Linked DNA regions of Homo sapiens: region 1 is linked to region 2. The links are chromatin loops, found by intact Hi-C in ENCODE. Cell type or tissue: heart right ventricle. All regions are shown on one strand.

Region 1 (8,000 bases), 79 kb before region 2:
TCTGTTTCTAAACTCCTTCCCTTTTTATGAGTCACTTAGATGATCACTTCTGACCAACCACTTAGGGAAAGGAGTGTCAGGTATTACACATGGATAGGTAAGTTACAGATACTCGAGTGAGTCTCAGGACCTAACCTGACATGGCTTTATATAGAATAATGCTGGGTTTTTGGTGCCAGCTCATTCCGTGTCCTAGCTCTTTAGGCACTACCAGTCTTGGCCCACTTAATTATTGGAAAAAGTAGTCTTTTTTGCCTTACTGGAAAGATTTCTAAACTGAATGGTTTGCCAGGTTGGTTGTTTACTGGATTCCCTGCGGAGAAATCTTTCAAGAAGCTTCTTTCCCATGGTCTTCCTGTCTTAGCTGATTTCCGTTAGTGACTTCTGACATCTCTCTCTTGAATTCTGTCTACACTTTCTACAAGGCGTTGTGTTTGTAACAGCCTCTTTTTCAACTCTTGTCATCTTGAATCTCATTTATAGAATTATAGTCACCCAAATTAATGCCTTTATGGTATCCACATTGTAGCTTTTACTTGGGACAGATAATTAGAATTAAAATTGTGTATAAATGAGAGTGACTAATCAAGTTTTTAATTAGCCAAATTACAGTAAGAGAATTTAAGTATTTTCATACGTATCTCAGGTAGTCTTTTTTTTTGTATTTAATTTTTGTGGGTACATAATAGGTGTATTTATGTGGCACATGAGATGTTTTGATACAGGCATGCACTGTGAAATAAGCACATCATGGAGAATGGGGTATCCATCCCCTCAAGCATTTATCCGTTGAGTTATAAACAATAAAATTATACTCTTTAAGTTATTTTAAAATGTGCAATTATTATTGACTATAGTAATCCTGTTGTGCTACCAAACAGTAGGTCTTATTCATTCTTTCTATTTTTTATGTACGCATTAACCATCCCCGCCTCCCACCCAGCCCCCACCCAGGTAGTCTTTTTATCCATTCTAGTAAAAATTTATTAAGCTGCATAATCATATAAAATTAAAACATGTCAATAAGGTGATGATCTTAGTTCCTTAAAAATGAGAGATCTATGTCCTAATCCTTTGAAGACTAGAAATAAGCTCTAGAGAACTCCAGAAGCTAATGAGATATATACTCTTTGACTAATTAAACACAAGGGTCAAAACCTTGTTGTGATTATCTGAGACCTAGAGTATTGGCTGTCCCTCGTTTTGGTTGAAAAATAAGATTGTGTCTCTTGAGTTGTTGGAAAACCTGTGGTTTTTAATGAGCAGATGGTATTAAGATGCCCACTGGTTGCCTGGGTTGAATGAAGTGTTTGGGATTTTCAGACTTTGGCTTCTCTCTCCTCAGAGTGTCTCAGTTTTGTTTCCTGATCTGGAAAAAGTAAGGAAGGAGGAGGGGAGTTGGTAGGGAAAGGGAAACAGAAACAGTGAACCAGTATTACAGGATTATTCTTTGTCATGTTGGGTGCTGCTTTCTGTTTTATATATGTTTGATGTGAACTTTCTAAAACACTCAGCCTAGCGTATTTTCTAAGAAATATTTAGTTGCAGCCAGATTGTCACCAAGAATCATATTCCCAGAAGGTTTTCAAATTGTGTTAAGAGTATAGTGGTTGGCCGGGTGTGGTGGCTCACGCCTATAATCCCAGCCAAGGCAGGTGGATCATGAGTTCAGGAAATGGAGACCATCCTGGCTAACACTGTGAAACCCAGTCTCTACTAAAAATTCAAAAAATTAGCTGGGCATGGTAGCATGCGCCTGTAGTCCCAGCTACTTGGAAGCCTGAGGCAGGAGAATCGCTTGAACCCGGGAGGTGGAGGTTGCAATGAGCTGAGATTGCGCCACTGTACTCCAGCCTGGGCGACAGAGCGAGACTCTGGAAAAAAAAAAAAAAAAGTATAGTGGTTATTAAACATGGAGGACAGATAGCCCAGGTTCAGACTTCAACTCTGCCTCTTCCTGGGACAAGTTACTTAACCACTCAGTGCTTTTGATTCCTCATCTGTAAAATTAGAGTAACAAGAGAATCTACCCCAGAGGGTTGTTGTGAGGATTAAGTAACATGTAATGGTTAGAGAAGTGCCTGGCACATAGTAATCACTTGATTAACGTTAGTTATTATTATTGTTGTCCTTATTGTTATTAGAGTAGAAAGAGTACCTATAAATGACAGTACATTTTCCAGGGTTATTTCTATTTATTTATTTATTTATTTATTTATTTATTTGAGGCAGGGTCTTGCTCTGTCACCCAGGCTGGAGTGCAGTGGCATGATCTTGGCTCACTGCAACCTCTGCCTCCCGGGTTCAAGCAATTCTTCTGCCTCAGCCTCCCGAGTAGCTGGGATTATAGGTGTGGGCCACCACGCCCGGCTGATTTTTGTATTTTTAGTAGAGACGGGGTTTCACCATGTTGGCCAGGCTGGTCTTGAACTCCTGACCTCCGGTGATCCACCTCCCTCAGCCTTCCAAAGTGCTGGGATTACAGGCATGAGCCACCATGCCTGGCCTCTTTAATTTTTTATTATGGCAAATTTCAAACTGCAAGAAGTACAATTGAATTTTGCTATATCTGTGTTAGCTGTTTGTTTCATATCACCAAGTCTTAAATGTCAGCCACTAGAAAGTAAGTGCCATAATTTGGGACCTTGTCTGTGTTAGTCACCATTTACAGTTTATGAAAATAGTTGTCAAATGATAGTTGGCCCTCAGTAAATATTTGTGGACTGGATGAATGAAGATACTGTTTTGTGCTAATCCAATTCTGGTTGGGATCTGCTTGTGGTCTAGCTAAGATTCACTCTTCCATTTGTTCATTAATTCACTCATTCATTCATTCACTGAAGCTTTATTGAATGCCTTTTATGGATCAGCAGTGTGAAGCTTTATTGAATGCCTTTTATGGATTAGCAGTGGTATCTCTGGGATTTGTATGTAAATGAACAAAGGGGTGGCAATCCATTTGGAAAGGGATTGGCTAAATGGCATGTCTAGATGTTGTATTTGCATAGTAAGTGCGGTTTTTTTTTAACCTGACAGGTTATTTATTTGGGGTGGAGCAGATCTGGTGTGGTTCATCGGAATGGAGTTAACACCTCCTACCCTAAGTCACACCTTGGATCAGCTGTCATATACAGGTTTCTCATTTAATGCTTTGGATTGTCCCTACATTGGAGAGAAAGGGGGTATGTATAAAAGTCATTATAATGTAAGGGGAAAGACTAGCAGACGCATGTCCAAAGCATCAATGAGAATAGAAAGGAAGAAACTACTAACTTTCCTCCAGGTCAAGAAGGAAGGGATGGGATATCCTTGGTCTCTTTTTAAGGAATGTGGTATTTGAGCAAGGTGTTAAAAGACGTTGGGAATTCATGGTACTAGCAGTGTGCATGTGGACAAGGAGTGAGCATGAGTATGTTGAAGGAAGAGGTGGGTTGGGCTGGGGTGCAGGGGCTGTGGTGGTGGTAGTGGAGGAAGTGGGCAGCTGAAGGGGAGGTGGTGCCTCTTCCTGCAGGGCTCTGCCAGCCCACTCACAAGCTGCCCTTCTTCTGGGTGGGTGGGCAAGTTGGTGAAGGAGTTCAGTTGGGCAGCAGCATGATCAGATTTATACTTTAGAGAGATAACTGGGGAGGTGCTGAGGAATGTGGACTGGAGATGGGAGAGGAAGTAGCTGGGAGACTTGCCAGCCCCGGGGCTCCATGGTCGATGACTAATTGGCCAGGCACCAGGAACTTCTAGTAGCTCTTGGAAAGGGGCAGATGGGCCCACCTCATGCACACTCTTTAAGCTGGATCGCCGTTGCCTGGGTTGGCAGCAACACTGACAAAAGAGCCAAGTTTCCTTTCAAAGAAAATTCTTTTGTGTATTTTGGGAATGAAAAAGCCAGGAGTCAGCATTCTACTATCTTCATTAATAGATAGGCTAAGAAGATAGAGACAATTTTTAAATTTGAAGTTGAGAGGGCCTTGTTAAATAGATTTACATAGATATACACATGGGCATAAACATGTATAGCTATAAATCACAGATATGTGTTTATTTATATATACCTTTGCATTCAGCAGGTTTATCTTTCTAATTAGTTTTTTAATCAACTTTTAATTTTAGAGTAGTTTTAGATTTATGGAAAAGTTGTGAAGATAATAGAGTTCCCACATACCTCACACCCGGCTTCCTCTCTTGTTAACGTCTTGCATTAACGTGGTACGTTTCATATTATCTTTTTTTTTTTTTTTTTTTTTGAGACAGAATCTTGCTCTGTTGCCCAGGCTGGAGTGCAGTGGCGCCATCTCGGCTCACTGCAACCTCCGCCCCCCACCCCCACCCGATTCAAGCAATTCTTCTGCCTCAGCCTCCTGAGTAGCTGGGATTACAGGCACCTGCCACCAGGCCTGGCTAATTTTTGTATTTTTAGTAGAGACGAGGTTTCACCATGTTGGCCAGGCTGGTCTTGAACTCCTGACCTCAAGTAATCCGCACACCTTGGCCTCCCAAAGTGCTAGGATTACAGGCGTGAGCCACCATGCCTGGCCCATATTATCATTATTGACTAACATCCATGCTTTATTCAGATGTCCTCAGTTTTTATCCAGTGTCCTTTTTCTGTTGCAGGATCCCATCCAGAATACCACATTTAGTTTTCTCATCTTGTTAGGCTTTAACAGTTTCCCAGACTTTCTTTATTTTTGATGACCATGGCAATTTTCAGTTTTGTAGAATGTCCTTAAATAAGCATTTGTCTGAAGTTATTCTCATGAGTAGATTGGAGTCGTGGGTTTTTGGGAGGAAGGCCACAGAGGTGAAGTGCTCTCATTACATCATATTAATTCCATACTTATCGCTATAGATGTTAACCTTAGTCACCTTGGCTGACGTAGGTGTTAGTCAGGTTTCTCCGCTCGAAAGTTCTGGTTTTTTCCCTCTTTCCATACTTGACTCTTTGGAAAAAGGGTACTCTGTGCCCCTCCCACTTAAAGAGTGGGGAGTTTCATTCTACCTCCTTGAGGGAGGAGTATCTAAAGAAATGATTTGGAATCCTTCTACACAGGAGATTTGTTTATTCTCCTCCGTCCTAGTTGGGTTTTGATAAGGGAATTTTTTTTATCTGTTCTCTGAATTCCAAATGCTAATTCTGTAGCACTTGTATTATATTTGTCATTTACTACCTAGTGACATCACCTACATTTGTGTGTGTGTGTGATAAGTAAACAGATTTATGTCTTATTTACCCAAGGAGATTGTAAATTTCTTGAGGACTGGGACAGCATCTTATTTAAAGCCCCTTACAGAGTTAGATACAGTGCAGGCAGTTAATAAATAGTAAGCAAATGGTTTTTAAATTAGTTTAATTAAAAATTTAAATATTAACCATAGTTAACTGAAACAGGTCATCAAAGTCTAAGCATATGAGAAATGTGGTAAGATAAGGATACTGTTTACTTGGCATCCTGATTTGTGAAATTGTCCTGAACTTGTAATTGTGGCTAATATGATATTTACTGTGTGCCAAGCACTTTTGTAAGTACTTTACATATATTATTTAATTTTCCAGACAGCCCTGTAGGTTGGTGCCATTATCCCCATTTTATAGATAAGGAAACTGAGATGAACAAAGGTTGAATAAGTTGTTCAGGATCACAAAGCCAGGAAGTAGCTCAACTGGGATTTTGATCTCAAACACTCCGGCTCCAGAGTTTTGAACACTTAACCACTGCGCTCTAGATTCATTGAAGTGGTGATTAAAATGGTATCTCTTTTGGGGGAAAGAACAAAATTGTGATTTAAATATTTCATTTCAACCTGTTAGGATGCTCCTGATGACATGGCAGCAATGTTGCTGTATTTTTCCTAGGGGGAGTATTTCCATAAAGCCACGGCTGTTTTTCCTTCTTCTGTGTGTGTGTGTGTGTATGTGTGTGTGTGTGTGTGTGTGTGTTTATGAGTAATTTTTGTGTAGTGCAACTAATTGCATTTAAAATACAGGCATGTTCATGATTGATATGTCATATACAGACTATATTCTAGATATCCCTCACTCTCTAGCCATGTGATCTGTTGAAAGATAGTGGGCTTTTTATTTCTTCTCTGGCATTTTTAAACAGACGTGATCACTAGGTCTTGCCAAATAAACACTCCCTCAGTGTGTTCCTTGTCCGAATGGTCACACCTGGGGGCCCCAGGAGGGAGCCCAGATTGCAGCAGCAACATAGGCGAGGGAGGAGGACTTCTCTCGAAGCCACCCAAGCCATGAATTGGCCCTGGCTTCCTGAACCATAAACAAATGCGAGCTTTGTTCTCCCCATTCCTCATTTGGTCCCAAGTATGACTCAGGGTTAGGCTGGGTCCTCAGGCTCCGTGCTGTTGGAAGGAAGTGGGAGGATTCCAGGGGAGTTCTGGGACCTTTTCAAACTGAAGAGAGGAGGCTGGCTGCATCATGGGAGAAGAGGTATTTCTTTTTTTTTTTTTTTGCTTTTAGAGTTGTAATAAATCCAGTTAACCTGTATCTTATCTGTATATAACATTTTGTAGCAAGACTGGGTAATGGGTTTGCATTAGTGGGTTGAAACAATGTGTGTGCCAGCTAGGATCCCACAGAGGGGAGCTATGGATAAGCTGAGGAGGAACCTATCAAGTATACGGATTATTTGCTAAAGCTGAATGTCACTCTGGAGCTATTTAGCCGTTTTAATCCCTCCCACTTTGGTCAATTTGGCCATTAATTTTTACAGATGTTTCCAATCTCTCTGTGTCTTGGGTTTTCATGTGCTCATATTGCAGAGAGAAATTTAGATGGGCAGTTTGCACAAGCGGTAACTGTTACACCATGTCACAGAGATGTTTAGCAATTACAGATGTTTGTGCAGTAAACAAATCCAGCTTGCTTTTCAGGTTAGCTTAGAGAGAAGGGTATGTCCATGCAGAGCAAGCCAGCTGTGGGGCGTTTCACTCTTGAGGGTCACCGACATTTGGAGTTTTCTTTGTGAGTGGAGCAGCTGTGAGTAGTGACTTCTGGGTGCTATTGAACTGCTTTTTTTATGATGGGGTAAAGATATTTGGCTAGTTTTGTAGTGCGGGGCATTTATAGGTATGTACTCATGTATGGAGAAAAATTAAGACACTAAATTATTTTGATTTTATAAAAGTTTGCTAGAAATAAGTGGTCTTGTTTTTCTCTGTGAGTTGTTCATATTTGTCTACCTAAAAGCAGAAGTCTGTCATTTTCCAAACACAAAATTCCCTAAATAAACCACAGGATAAGTAAGGCTTACAGTGTGTCATATGTCTTCCATATCCCTGTCTCTCATTGAAAAAAAAATTTTAAGGGGAGAATTGATGAGGTCTGTAAAATATGTCCCTTTATGTCTTTTTCTGTTGGCTTTAACTTATACTATTTTCAAAATTACAAAAAAAAAAAAATAGCGTGGCCAAAAGGAAACACATTGTTTTAACATATCATTTTAAGAGTAGGGGAACTTCTTGAAAGGTTTTTAAATGGCATCTGTTGCTTGCCTAGAAAGGAGGACAGAGGCAGATATATGAGGAGAGTGCCGTTAGGGGTTGGCTAGGATAAAAATATATTCATCGGCAATGGCTTGAGAGGATTTTCCTAGGGAAAGATAGCTTATGTTTGCTGATCTTATGCTGGATGTCTTTGTTCTGAGTTCTGATGAGTAGAAATCTGAATGAGGTATTTATATGCAAAATAAAGATGGTGAATCTTCTTCCTTGGGGAAATGAGTGAAAGCATGATTGATTGTAAGGTGTGAAAAACGTGGGAAAGTCTCAGCAGCTAGGGCCTGGAGATGGGAGAGGAATGGTAGCCCCTGGGGGGCCTGACAGGTTTTGCCTTGGTCCTGTGATGTCTGAGCTACTTGTTGCACTGGTAAGTGCTCCCTGAACCCTTTGCTTGTTTGTTTCTCAAAATGGAGGTAGCTCTGTTACTTCTCTCATTACAAGAGCTCTTTGTAATAATAATAATAATTATTATTATTATTATTATTCAA
Region 2 (8,000 bases):
TGTGTGTGTTCTGACTACTCCATTGACCTACGATTCCCCATCTCTCCCTCTCCTTGGGCTTCACTATTTCCTGGTATGTAACAATGTTGAAATGAGGCAAACTAACAGCCCTGTGATAGCCTGTAAGTGTTCAAGTGAAAGGAAAAGCCACATATCTGTCACTTTAAATCAAAAGCTAGAAATGATCGAGCTTAGTGAAGAAGGCATGTTGAAAGCTGAGACAGGCCAAAAGCTAGGCCTCTTGCACTAAACAGTTAGACAAGCTGTGAATGCAAAGGAAAAATTTGTGAAGGAAATTAAAAGTGCTGCTCCAGTAAACACATGAATGATAAGAAAGTAAAACAGCCTTATTGCCAGGCATGGTGGCTCACGCCTGTTATCTCAGCACTTTGGAAGGCCAAGATGGGAGGATCACTTGAGCCCAGGAGCTCGAGACCAGCCTGGGCAACATAGTGAGACTCCATCTCTATAAATAAATAAATAAATAAATAAATAAATAAATAAATAAATAAAAACAGACTTGCTGATGATATGGAGAAAGTTTGAGTGGTCTGAATAGAAGATCAAACCAGCCACAACACTTCTTTAAGCCAAGGTCTAATTCAGAGCAAGGCCCTAACTATTCAAGTCTATGAAGGCTGAGAGAAGTGAAGAAGCTGCACAAGAAAAGTTGGAAGCCAGCAGAGGTTGGTTATTGAGGTTTAAGGAAAGACACCATCTCTATAACATAAAAGTACAAGGTGAAGCAGCAAGTGCTGATGGAGAAGCTGCAGCAAGTTATCCAGAAGATCTAGCTTTGATGAAGGTGGCTACACTAAACAACAGATTTTCCATTGATGAAACAGCCTTTGATTGAAAGAAGAGATAATCTAGGACTTTCATAGCTAGAGAAGTTGATATCTGGCCTCAAAGCTTCAAAGGGCAGGCTGACTCTCTTAGTAGGGGCTAATGCATCTGGTGACTTTAAGTTGAAGCTGGTGCTCATTTACCATTCTGAAAATCCTGGGGCACTTAAGAATTATGCTGCCAGACACGGCAGCTCATGCCTATAATCCCAGCACTTTGGGAGGCCAAGGCAGGAGGATCACTTGAGCCTAGGAGTTTGAGACCAGCCTGGGCAACATAGCAAGACTCCATCTCTACAAATAATAAAACTGGCCAGTTGTGGTGGTGTGCACCTGTGGCCTCAGCTATTTGGGAAGCTGAAGTGAGAGGATCTCTTGAGCCTGGGAGGTCAAGGCTGCAGTGAGCCATGATCGCACCATTGCACTCCAGCCTGGGCGACAGAGTGAGATCCTGTCTCAAAAACAAAAACAACAAAAAAAGAATTATGCTAAATCTACTCTGCCTCTGTTCTATAGATGGAAAAACAAGGCCTAGATGATAGCACATCTGTTTACAGCATGGTTTACTAAATATTTTAAGCCCACTGTTGAGACCTACTGCTTAGAAAAAAAGATTCCTTTCAAAATATTACTGCTTATTGACAATGCATCTGGTCACCCAAGAGCCCAGATGGAGATGTATAAGAAGATGAATGCCGTTTTCATGCCTGCTACTACAACATCCGTTCTGCAGCCCATGGATCAGAGTCGTTTCAACTTTCAAGTCTTGTTATTTAAGAAATACATTTTATAAGTCTATAGCTGCCGTAGATAGTGATTCCTCTGATGGATCTGGGGAAAGTCAATTGAAATAATTCTGGAAAGGGCTCACCATTCTAGATACCAGTAAGAATATTTTTGATTCATGGGAGGAGGTCAAAATATCAACATTAACAGGGGTTTGGAAGAAGTTGATTCCAACCCTCAGGGATGACTTTCAGGGGTTCAAGACTTCAGTGGAGGAAGTAACTGCAGATGTGGCGGAAATAGCAAGAGGACTAGAATTTGAAGTGGAGCCTGAAGATATGACTGAATTGCTGCAATCTCATGATCAACCTTGAATGAATGAAGAGTTACTTCTTATGGATGAGCGAAGACAGTGATTTCTTGAGATGGAATCTACTCCTGGTGAAGATGCTGTGAACATTGTTGAAATGACAACAACGGGTTTAGAGTATTACATATGCTTAGTGATAAAGCAGTGGCGGGATTTGAGAGGATTGACTCCAGTATTGAAAGATGTTCTACTCTGGGTAAAATGCTATCAAACAGCATCGCATGATACAGAAAAATTTTTCACGAAAGAAAGTCAATCAATATGGCAAACTTCATTGTTGTCCTATTTTAAGGAATTGCTACAGTCACCCCAACCTTCAGCCACCACCACCCTGATCAGTCAGCTGCTGTCAACATTGAGGCAAGACCCTCCCCCAGCAAAAAGTTTACAACTCGCTGAAGGCTCAGATATCATTAGTTTTTTCTAGCAGTGAAGTATTTTTAAATTAAGGTACGTACATTGCTTTTTTAGACATGCTATCACACACTGAATAAGCTACAGTAGAGCATAAACATAACTTTTATGTGCACCAGGAAACCAAAAAAATTCCTGTGACTCGCTTTATTGCAGTGGTCTAAAACCGAGTTTGCGTTATCTCTGAGGTATGCCTGTACTCTGATTCCGAGGTAAAGGAAGGTTAACTGGCAGAACTTCACTGATACTTTTGTTAGGTAAACACACATCTGTCCCCAGGATAATTAACACAACGACAGAGAAGGGAGGAAGAAAAAGAGTTAGTAGAGAGCTAGAAGGGGCTGGCAAAAGGGGAAAGAATAATGTGAGATCATGAGGCAGAAACACATCCATCCCATGGAGGACCTGTGTGTAAGGGCAGGTGGCCCTTAGAGCAGCTTTCTTTATTTTAATAAAGTATATTTCTCTGCACTCATAGAGACAATACAGAAAAACATTAAGAATGACACACACACGTGTGCGCACACATATGCACCCAGAATCAGAGATCACTGCTTCCCCCTAACACAGCTGTCTGAGAACAGTGCCCTGGCTGGATTTTTTGGCCATGGAATAATTTTCCAAGTCCAGCCTGATCATCTCTCTCCCACAGTCAATCCTAGGTGGCAAGAAAATGCTGGCTACTCTGGAACCAGTTCAGGGATGAATGCCATTGATTGCACTGCTACCTCCATCACCTACAGAGTGACAGCATGTGAGAAAAACAAATCACGGCTGATATGCAAAAAAAAAAAAAACAAACCAAAAAACAACAACAAAAAAAATCCCTCTCTGTTCCAGTTTATCACATGTACAATGAGTCTGTGGGGTGTCTAACAAATGGCCTGCCAGCCTCGGTGTAGAAAGGGGCAGAAGGCTTGCAACCTGATGTGGCTGCAGTGGGCCCTCAGCCTGCATTTTGTTGAGAGTCCTACATCCAGAGCAGATTCAATTTTGAATCTTTACAGTGACTCTTTTCGAATGCATGGTTATTCAGCAGATTAAATCTTAATTGCAAATGCAGCTTCAGCGTAGGAGTACCATTGTGCTTGCTGGTTTCAGGCCATTTTTGCTGAGCCGTGCTTTTCCAGAAGGCTGTTACAAATTTAGAAAGGGGGAAATGGCGTTTCATTTGTCGATTGGAGTTTTGTTTTGCCGACTGGATTTATTTTAGTGTTTGTTTAGAGGTGCCAAAAACTGACGTCCCTGGAGAGAGAATTGCTCAATTTTTTTGGAGAGGTTCTCTAAATTGTCCAAACTGCACATAGAAAACAATGTCTGTGGTCCTTCTGTGAGAGGACAGGCTTGCCAACAATCTCATGTGGTATAATTTTTATTAATTTTTCAGAGACCCAAGAAGCCACCGCCTCCATCCGCTCCTGTCATCAAACAAGGGGCAGGTAATGTACCTTTCAGTTCCATCAAATAAAATATGCGTCTTTCTTTTTGCATATATTCAAATCATCCTCAGTGTAGAGTTCGGGATTCCTGGTTCAAGTGCCATAGATTGACTACTTGGGAAGTTACGATTTGGTCTCAGCAGGCAGGTTTTAAAGATACTTCTGTTTTTCCTAAAAGATAAACATACCATTAAAATGTGACCCTGATATAGTGTAAAAATCTAGGCTCCCAATGAGAATGATCAGAAAGAATTAAAACAAACAAACAAACAAACAAAAAAAACAAGTTTGGGTTTTTTTAAGTAAACAGCTTTTGAGGAGAAAAGAACTGAATTGCCCTGTTTCTCATGTGCCCAGTTGAAGGTCAGCTTAGGGAAGATTGTTTCCCACAGGTCATAGCATTGTTGTGCGTATATAGTGTTGCTGAATTTTCGATATCTGTCCCATGTGGTTAACCAAAATTTGTACTGACTTCACTTACCCCTCAACAAAAAGATGTTTTTCTAGCAATAAATACTTTTCCTTATGATTCTTGTTTAATTTTGAAGAGTCTAATTCACTTTTTTTCTGTGTAGTTCAGATATTCAGGTTGAATAATATAGGAAGAATTGATGTTGAACATTTGGTAGCTTGTTTCACACTGGATTCTCATATATAAAAAGATATTTCATATTTCCCGGTAGAACTCCTCTTTATAATAGTTAAAATTAATTATAGGGAAAAATTCCTCCATGAGTTATTAGTTAAGTAGCATTTTAAAAAATTAACAACTAAAATAGAAGAGAAAGGGTATTTTTAGTTCTACACATTCACAATTATATTTCTATAACAGTTAAATTATGAATAAATTTCAAGATTGGTTTATTTATAAACTTATTAAGAAGTGATTTTTAAGTTCTTTTGGCCCACCAAGTTAAGAGGAAAAACTTGACCCCAAATTCCTTTCCCATTCCCTTTGGCATAGTTGAGAATTATTAGAGATTAAGTCCTGAAATGGGATGTTAATTACATCTTTTGCTCCGCCCCCATCCTTGTTTGCATTGAGCAGTTTCATTTTGCCACCTAGTGGTTCTGCCCATATATTTTATTGTGCTGAAATTGAAGCAAGCTATTTATTTACTTTTCTCTGAAGACCCCTTTCCCTGTAGGCCTTGGTAATTGATCAGAGACCGTGGAGATTAGTTGAGGAGTCCAAGGCTCAGGCAGTCTAGAATGTAGCTAAGATTGGATTCTTCAGTATAATAGGATTGTCAGTTCTTTCTGTGTCTCTAGGAATGATACCGACTTCATTATTGTTAGGTGAGTAGATTGTAGCATGGTAGGCAAATTCTTACCCTTTTAAAACAATTTTACCAAAGTTTATGATGGGTCTCTGTGGGGCAAAGCAGGATGGCATTTAATGTTTATAGATTACTGCTCATTTATCCTGCCTGAATGATCGTGGGAACTGCTTTGTAATGGGGAGATAGATATTCATATTTTCTCCCTCGTCAACTTTCCTTGCGTTTGATTATTTTACCAAAAAAAAATCAGATATGAAATTGACAGAAATGAGATGTGGTGATTAATTTGTAGTGAGTCATTAAGAGGAATTAAGTAAAGGATGTGTTTGGTGGATATTTTTTTTAACTTCTTTTGTTCTCTGAGGTTGTGTAATTGAGATTTCTAGTACCAAGCACCCATCTTTGGAACTGGTCATGTAAAGAGTTTGTTAAGAACTCAGCCCAGTCCATACATAAGAGGAGTACTTTTGACTGGTTTGTGCTTTAGCTATTTCTCAAGTGCTCTTACATGCCTGAGGCCACTGGCACCAATGAGGAAACCCCAGGTAAGGGAGCAGCTGCAGTCCATGTGGGTAAAGGCTAAGTGCTAAGTGGTACATTTGAAAAAATGTAATACTTGAAGGACCCCAAATTTGGTGGCATAAAACAACAGCCTTCTTATGTTCATGGATTCTGTGGGTCAAGAACAGACCATGGCTGGGCTGGCTTGTCTCTGCTCCGTCATATCTGGGACCTCAGCTGGGAATACTGAACTAGCTGAAGCTGGAGGATCCACTTTGAAGATGAATGTTTCCCTCACGTGTCTGGCTCCCCTTGGCAAGGGTGCCTGGAAGGCTGGGCTCAGCTGGGGCTATAGGCTGGAGCATCTGTATGTGGCCTCTCCAGGGTAGTTGACTTCTTACATGGAAGTTCAGTATTCCAGCAAATAAAGCATAAACTACAGGGACTTTTATGACTCAGCTTTGGAAGTTATGTGGTATCATTCCTGCCACTGATTGAAGCAGTCACAGGCCCACCCACATTCCTGGCAAGGGGATGTAGACCTCACCTCTTACTGGGAGGAGTATCAGGTAATTCCAGGCCCTGTTTTAAAATGGCTACAAAATGGGATCCAGATTCCTATGAAACCCCCTTTTTTTGGTAGAACACAACATTCAGTGGCCCCTTATTTGTAAAGTTTGATAATTGACATTTATTTATACACATTCTCCACCCCCACCCGGTGATTTCCTGTGACTATATTGATGCCTAAGGAAATCAGGCTTAAATATCAGAAAATATTATTAGTGGTATTCTTGTAAATTAAGGATACATAGGCAGGTGAACTTAATGACATAGGCCAGAAATGTCTTCTGCTCTGTTTCTAAACAGCTCGTGCTTGCCAGATAATGCTAACGCCCAACTCAGGGGAAAAAATCTTACTGACTTTGCTCTACCTGATAAAGATTTAAATGCTGGTGGGTGTAATAATTGAGTACAGAAAACATTTTGTGATCACTATTACCCTTTCCCTCCTAGGCACCACTGAGAGAAAACATGAAATTAAAAAGATACCTCCTGAAAGACCAGAAATGCTTCCAAACAGAACAGAAGAAAAAGGTATGAAATCAATTCTTCATTGGCACTTCCAGAACAGCAGGAGCTGAAGCTGTCTGTTACACGGCTAGTCCAGAATACCCACAGAATTTGCTTTTCCTTTGGAATATGGTGATCATGGTTTTGTTTTGATTGCTTTTACAAATCCTATTGCTAAGGAAGTAGGAGAGGGTTATGTGGTACTTCGTGGGACCACAATTTCTCATCAGATGAAAAATAACCAGTCTAGTCAATTAACACATTGCTGCTGTTTCCTGATGTCTCTACCATGGCCACCCTCTCTGCACCCTGAAGTCGGATGTAAGTTCCTTTAGGGCCTGGTATATATCTGTCAGTTTCCACTTAGCCTGTCCTTCATGCCTAGTGTCCCAAGGTGCTCATTCACTGTTGATGGATGGATTTGGCATAGTGAAATTCACGTCCAGATAAATAAACAAATGAAAGCTCTTTTCTTTGGTCACTCATGGACCCTTGACTCTGGGTAACGTTATTACAGACAGAAGTCCTTGGTCAAGGATGTTGGAGGAGGGGAGGGTGGCATGGTAATACTGGGAAAGCAGCTTGGTCCCCAGCGTCTCCTGAAGGTGGTCAGGAGTGTCATTGGCAGGAAAGTAGGTTAATGTGTGTCCTGCAATCAGGTTTATGAACGCGTTTGACTCCTACCATTTTGAGAGTCTCTCCCAAAGAATTCTGCATACTGTAGAAGGACTCATTTTATTAGGTGTCTAGGATTTGATTGATCACACATTTTTATGGGAAAAGTGCTATGTTATTACGAACAGGAGGCTGAGCAAATCCCATTTTAAAAAGCAGTTATTTTTAAGTCACAAGAGAAATGCTGAATTAATGAATGTAATTATTTGGAGGTGCTCCTTGGTGGCCTCATGAAATTTTATTGTGAAATTTGATATTTGATATCAGCCTGCCAAAAATTTTACCAACATTGCCAGCTCTTAAGAAGCTATACCTCTTTCTTTCACAGTGAGCAGTTAGAACTTGACTTGTGGAACCTCATTGTGAAGGCCAGGTCTGTGTCACGGATTGAAGAAAAAAACCAGCCATTGAGTATATACTATATGAATAACTCTTTGTATAAAAGCATTGGTATGGCCAGGCACAGTGGCTCACACCTGTAATCCCAGTACTTTGGGAGGCTGAGGCGGGAGGATCACTTGAGCCCAGGAGTTCAAGACCAGCCTGGGCAACATAACAAGACCCTGTCTCTACCAAAAAAAAAAAAAAAAAAAAAAAAAAAAAAAATAGCCAGGCCTGGTGGCCTGTGTCCATAGTCCCAGCTACTTTGGGAGGCTGAGGTGGAAGGATCGCT

What was found. Hi-C counts contacts between places; a loop is a spot of excess contacts. Peaks named below come from ENCODE experiments on the same cell type or tissue, not always from the same donor. Only the 100,000 strongest peaks of a DNase experiment are listed, where the experiment ranks them.
Region 1: it touches region 2 in a loop (2.4-fold over the local background); 7 of 110 quality-filtered maps call a loop at or near these places.

Annotation. Positions count from the first base shown.
Region 1 is chrX:19,669,304-19,677,303 of GRCh38, reverse strand. The region is part of intron 6 of SH3KBP1 (SH3 domain containing kinase binding protein 1); the gene reads left to right. Among named protein-coding and RNA genes, the nearest start is that of MAP3K15, 160 kb to the right of the region's middle. In heart right ventricle, no CTCF peak of the experiment used is centred here; DNase peaks (open chromatin) are centred at 3,703 and 6,273; H3K4me3 peaks cover 787 bases; H3K27ac peaks cover 1,930 bases.
Region 2 is chrX:19,590,743-19,598,742 of GRCh38, reverse strand. It overlaps SH3KBP1 (SH3 domain containing kinase binding protein 1), which reads left to right. Exons shown (of 18, transcript NM_031892.3): 10 at 3,743-3,794; 11 at 6,596-6,676. Among named protein-coding and RNA genes, the nearest start is that of MAP3K15, 79 kb to the right of the region's middle. In heart right ventricle, a CTCF peak has its summit at 4,859 (motif pointing left); no DNase peak of the experiment used is centred here; H3K27ac peaks cover 1,838 bases.